Regions from separate parts of the Homo sapiens genome. Here region 2 is linked to region 1. The links are chromatin loops, found by intact Hi-C in ENCODE. Cell type or tissue: Calu3. All regions are shown on one strand. Each heading gives the region's core, and the rest is flanking DNA. Links, peaks and the distances in the headings are about the cores only. Region 1 overlaps STRA6 (signaling receptor and transporter of retinol STRA6). Region 2 has its middle 14 kb from the start of ISLR2.

Region 1 (2,912 bases), core at 119-2,618:
ACCTAAGGCTGGTCACCTTAGGTATGATGTGTGACGTGTTAAAAATACAGATGATTCAGATCTGCAGGGATGGCTCCCTGGGTGATTCTGGCCCATAGCCAGGATGGAGAAGCTGCTGAGAGCAGTTGAGGCAAGCAGACCTCCCTTCAAGGGGTTATTGGTCTCTGTGGTGAGCATTTGGGTGTGGTGTTTCCAAGTGTCAAGTTCTCTGGGCAGGCTGGGGGATTCGGGGAAGGCAGAGAACCAAAGGGAGAAAGCCTGGTGAGAAGTCACTGAGGAAACAAGCACCCTTGTTGTCTTTGGATGGTCTCAGAGGATGAGGAGAGCCTATTCCCTTTAGCAGAAGTGCTCAGGCCAGCCCAGGTGAGGGTGGGAGCAGGAAGGCAGCCCGCCCCAGGGTGGCCTGAGAACCCAGCCACAGCTGCTTTGCCTGGGTCCATTCTACCGGGGTTTAGTCTGGGCACCCTGGTGGAGGAGCTGGGCCCCTTCTGTGTCCCCCACCTCCTGCCAGGATGTCTTGCCTGTGTAGGACCCAGAGCCAGTTCTCCCCTGTTGTTCCCAGGCCTGGCCCCATCCCTTATCTCCCTGCTCTGTCTGACGGTTTGGAGAAGTAGAAAGGTGAGGCTGGGGGTTGCCGAGCCAGATGTGTGCACATCTGTTCTCCATCAAAACCTGAAACTTGAGAAGGAAAAATCCTTGCGTGCCTCCCCAGGGGCTGGGGCTGCGGCCTGGCTGGGCTTGGGTCATCCAGCAGGGACAGAGGCTCCACCCAGGCCTCGGGGAAGGAGCTGTTGTTTGGAGGACTCAGGGTTCTGACCACCTGGAAAATAGCCTGCAGTCAGCAAGGGCGTGCTCCCCACTCATCTTGCCTGACTGACCGAGAGCCTGTGGGCTCCACATATCCTGCTGTGTATGTGTGGCCTGCGAGAGACCAGAATGAGGACAGGCCCAGGAACCCATGAGGATGGTTTCTGACCTAGGTGAAGGCTCTAATCTGAAGCTGTGTCCTTGGGAGCCTCAGGGCCTGGGCACTGGCTGGGGGCCAGGTGCCTGTAAATGTAGCTGTGGTCTATAGCTGTTGTCTCAGAATAAAGTTGTGTGTATGTCAGGCACTGGGTGATGGGGAGTCCAGTCCCTCATGTGGGTGACATCTAGAAGATTCAGCTTCTTTCTCCCACTGCAGGGCATGACATCCATAAGAATAAAGAGATTTGTTTGAATCTACTTACTTAGCCAAACCAATTGAGCTGCCTGCCATCCCCCTGCCCTCAAAGTGGGAGCAGAAAATTGGGAGCTCAGGGGAATCCCAAGGAAATGAACTTGGGTTCACCTCTGTCTGTGTGAGTCAGACACCCTGGGGACATGTTGCATCAGAGCTTTGAAGAACTCCGGAGTGCCCAGTGCCCCAGCACTCTCAGGCTGGAGTTGGGGTGGATGAACACTGATGGCAGTGGAGTCAGCCACAGAAATGTCCTAAAATCCAGAACATTCAATGGCTCAAACACCCTCAGTGGCTTCCTGGGGCCTCCCATGCTTGCTGTAACCTCATCTCACCTGACCTCTGGGCTGCAATCAAACTGGAAGGCCTGCCCAGCCCCAGCCACGCTGCCTGTCGCCTGCCTCTCTGCTTCCTCATGCACTTCCCTCCACCTGGAGCTGCCTCTCCCCTTCTTTGCCTAAAGAGATGCTAACCAACTTTTATTTATTTATTTTTTGAGATGGAGTCTCGCTCTTGTTGCCCGGGTTGGAGTGCAGTGGTGCGATCTTGGCTCACTGCAACCTCCGCTTCCCCAGTTCAAGTGATTCTCCTGCCTCAGCCTCCCGAGTAGCTGGGATTACAGGTGCGTGCCACCACGCCCAGCTAATTTTTTTTGTATTTTTAGTGGAGACAGGGTTTCATCATGTTGGCCAGGCTGGTCTCAAACTCTTGACCTTGGTTGATCTGCCTGCCTCAGTCTCCCAAAGTGCTGGGATTATAGGCGTGAGCCACTGCTCCCAGCCACTAACCATTTTTTAAACTCCAATCAGATACCACCTCCTTTTGCCCAAAGTTCTCCCTCCTCTGCATCCTTCAGCACCTGCTGTGCCTGTCCCAGGATCAAGCTCACCACCCTCTCCAAGGTCTTTATGTCTGTGCCATCCTGCCTGTCCCATGGCACAAAAAGTGGGGCCACAAGCCACTAGCCAAATATTTGCTCATTTCTATGCCACCTGAGATCCCCATCTGACCCCTCACACTGAGCTGAGAGGTCAGATGGGGACCTCAGGTGATACAGAAAGGGCCAGAGGCTCCCCCAGGCAGGGCCCTGGAGGGCATTTCTGGGGGTAGGGGTGGTTTGGGGTAAGGTCCATAGGAAAATGGTCAAACTACTCCAGGGACAGTTTTCCAAGTCCCTGCCGGGCCCAGGTGTAAAGGTGGAGCGGGACCTAGTCATGCGGGGAGATGCCGGCTGAGAGGGAGGGCTGCCCTACGCACCAGAGTGAGAGGCCTTGGAGCTGGAGGTGGGGAGCTGACACTGGAGTCAGTGTGGCTGCTACTCACGATCCCAGTTCTACTTTGGGAAGAGGCTGGTCTCCTGGCCAAGAAGCTGCCCAGAGCTGACTTACTCTGCCTCTCCACCAAGTGACTGGTTTCTTTCCCACCGCTCACCCGCTGGGATTTCCTGAGAGAAAGCGAGCAGGACAGACCGAGCTGACCCAGCAGAGCATCCCAGGGCTCTGCACTCCCCTGGATAATGCAGCCTTGATGCCTCTCTTCATACAGTGGAGGGCGTTTTGGTGGGCGGCTAAGCCCTCTGTGCAGGCAGGGACTGGCGGCAGCCCAGGCTCCATCTCAGGCCCTCGCCCACCAGACCCCACTGGCCTCACCCATGCTGCCACCCTCCCTCTGGCTCTCCCAGGCCCAAGCTGGG
Region 2 (2,912 bases), core at 182-2,681, 56 kb after region 1:
ATGATTTCATAATTCTTCCACCCAAGCTTCACCATAAATTTGATTTTCATTCTTGCTTTGATTTTAGCAGAACTCATGTTGCTGTAATGGAGGTTCTTTTCAAACTCATATCTTATCCTTCTTAGAGCCTCAAACTAGATCCTGTTCAGACATGTTATAACAAGTTAGTACAAGTTAGTGAAAACATTTTGAAATCATGGTTAGTTTTTTCATAATATGCATTTTTCGTGTACATTTTGAAGACTCCTGGAATATATGAGGTTTCAATACAGGCAAAACTAATCTATGATATTAGAAGTCAGGAGAGTGGGGATGGAGGAGTGACTCCGAGGGAGCATGAAGATGCTGCAGGAGTGCTGGTAATTTTCTTTTCTTGATATGGGTACTGGTCATAAGAGGTATTTTCTCTTTATGAAAGTACTTTCCTGAACGTGTGTTAGACTTCAACAAAAATTTAACCAAAAAGGTATACACCTTATGACATGGCCTCAAAAATATACAATGCAATATGAGCAGAATTACAAGAAATAATTGACAAGTCTAAAATCATAAGAGATTTTTAACATGCCTCTCTCAGAAATTAATAAAACAAGCAAACAAAAAATTAAGTGAGGAAATAGAGAATATGTAATCAATAATATTAACAAGCCTGATCTAATTAAAATATAAAAATCATAACCCAATAATTCAAGAATAAATATTCTTTTCAAACTTATATAAACATTTGCAAAAAATTGACTACATCCTATTCCTCCAAGCAAGTTTTAATAATTACCAAATAATCAGCATCACCCAGTCTGTATTCTGACAACGAGGTAATGCAAGTGGTATCAAAAACAAAAGTGTCAGAAAAAAAAACACATACATTTGAAAATGTAACAGCCCATGTCTAAATAATTCATGAGTCAAGGAACAAATCTCACAGAAATAAAATATTTAAAACTAAATGGCAATGTAAACACTACCTATTAAAACTTGGGGAATACTGTTAAAACAGTACTTAGGAGGACATTAATAGCTGTAAATGCATACATTAAAATGAAGAAAGTTTAAAAATTCGTGAATTCAGAATTGAACTCAAAAGGTAAACACTGAGAGGTGCATTGGTCTGAGTCAGACGGAGCCTGTGCCTTATACCAGAGAGAAAATGATGATGTTGGTACCAAGGGGATCTGGGGCAGCTTCACAAAAGGGTTCCATGCTCCAGTGTGGCATTCATGAAAGCAGCAAAGGACCTCTGCGAGAGGACCCAGAGGGAGCTGAGTCATGCCTGCAGACCTCCTAGACTCTACCTTAGGAAGCACCACCTTCAGGCTAGAGAGCTGCACCACAGGCTAGCTCTTCATACAGACAGTGTGGAGTGATGGCTCCCCTGGATTTACAGTTACACCTTGCCCTAGGAACACCCAACAGGAGTGGCATTGCCAGTTCTGCAGTGTGACTGTACCTAGTGACCATCTGACTTGCCCCATGTGACGTCCCCTCTCACAATATCCCAGGACCACAGCAGCTCGAGATGAATAGGAAGAGAGCCCTAGACACTGGGTGGGATGTGGATGATGGGGATAACACCCTTCCTGTGCACTTCGGGAGACTGAACTGAACCAGGTGGAAGCTCCTTGAGTCAGGGTGATGTTAATGGCTCTGCTGTGTATTTCCATACACAGACATCATGTTTATAAGTACCTGCGAAAATGGTCTGAAAAGATACATGGTACCAGGCAGGGCGTGGTGGCTCACATCTGTAACCCCAGCACTTTGGGAGGCCGAGGCGAGCGCATCATCTGAGGTTGGGAGTTCGAGACCAGCTGATCAACATGGAGAAAATCCGTCTCTACTAAAAATACAAAAAAATTAGCTGGGCTTGGTGGCACATGCCTGTAATCCCAGCTACTCAGGAGGCTGAGGCAGGAGGATTGCTTGAACCCAGGAGGCAGAGATTGCAGTGGGCCAAGATAGCGCCATTGCACTCCAGCCTGGGCGAGAGAGCGAAATTCCATCTCAAAAAAAATAAAAAGGTACATAGTACGCTAGTAAGAGTGGTTACCACTGGGGAGAGCTCTAGGATTGCAGGCAATGGTCAAAGAGAGTTTCAGTTTATCAATATTTAATTATCTTAGGACAAGAATGCATTCATATGTTACTCTTGTAATTTAATAAAATTTATTTTAGAAAGAAATTAGAAGTTAACATAAAATGTTAATACATTATTTTTTGGATGAGGGAATTATAAATAATAAATTGTTTTTTTAATACACTTCTATATTTTTCAATTTCCTATAACAACACTAGCAATAGAACTTTCCATTAGGATGGAAATTTTCTATAGCTCTGCTGTCCAAATAAACAATTGCTGTTAGCAATGTGCCTAGTACTTAAAATGTGGCTAGTGGGATTGAGGAACAAGTTTTAAAATTTATTTCACCTTAATTAAAATTAAAATGTAAATAACCACATGTGGCTAGTGGCTAGTATCGGACAGTGCTATTCAATAAGGAGCACGTATTACTTTGGTGCCTGATTTCCAAGGGTTATTTTTCCATTTTTAAAAATTGAGGTATAATAAGGGCTGGGCACCGTGGCTCATGCCTGTAATCTCAGCACTTTGGTAGGCCGAGGCAGGCAGATCACCTGAGGTCAGGAGTTTGAGACCAGCCTGGCTAACATGGCGAAAGCCCATCTCTACTAAACATACAAAAATTAGCTGGGTGTGGTGGCAGGTGCCTGTAATCCCAGCTACTCAGGAGGCTGAGGCAGGAGAATCACTTGAACCAGGGAGCTGGAGGTTGCAGTGAGCCGAAGTCACGCCATTGCACTCCAGCCTGGGCGACAAGAGTGAAACTCCATCACACACATACTCACACACACACACACACAAATTGAGGTATAACAAATTCAATAAAGTATACAAC

The links. Peaks named below come from ENCODE experiments on the same cell type or tissue, not always from the same donor. Only the 100,000 strongest peaks of a DNase experiment are listed, where the experiment ranks them.
Region 2: a loop joins it to region 1, with 4 times the contacts of the local background. A loop is called at or near these places in 6 of 110 quality-filtered maps.

Annotation. Positions count from the first base shown.
Region 1 is chr15:74,199,024-74,201,935 of GRCh38, reverse strand. All of the region lies in intron 2 of STRA6 (signaling receptor and transporter of retinol STRA6), which reads left to right. Among named protein-coding and RNA genes, the nearest start is that of STRA6, 2.3 kb to the left of the region's middle. RefSeq lists enhancers at 1,288-1,347, 781-1,414, 1,415-2,050. In Calu3, for the core only: no CTCF peak of the experiment used is centred there; DNase peaks (open chromatin) are centred at 935 and 1,355.
Region 2 is chr15:74,142,965-74,145,876 of GRCh38, reverse strand. No RefSeq gene overlaps it. Among named protein-coding and RNA genes, the nearest start is that of ISLR2, 14 kb to the right of the region's middle. RefSeq lists an enhancer at 1,239-1,298. In Calu3, for the core only: a CTCF peak has its summit at 1,302 (motif pointing left); a DNase peak (open chromatin) is centred at 1,316.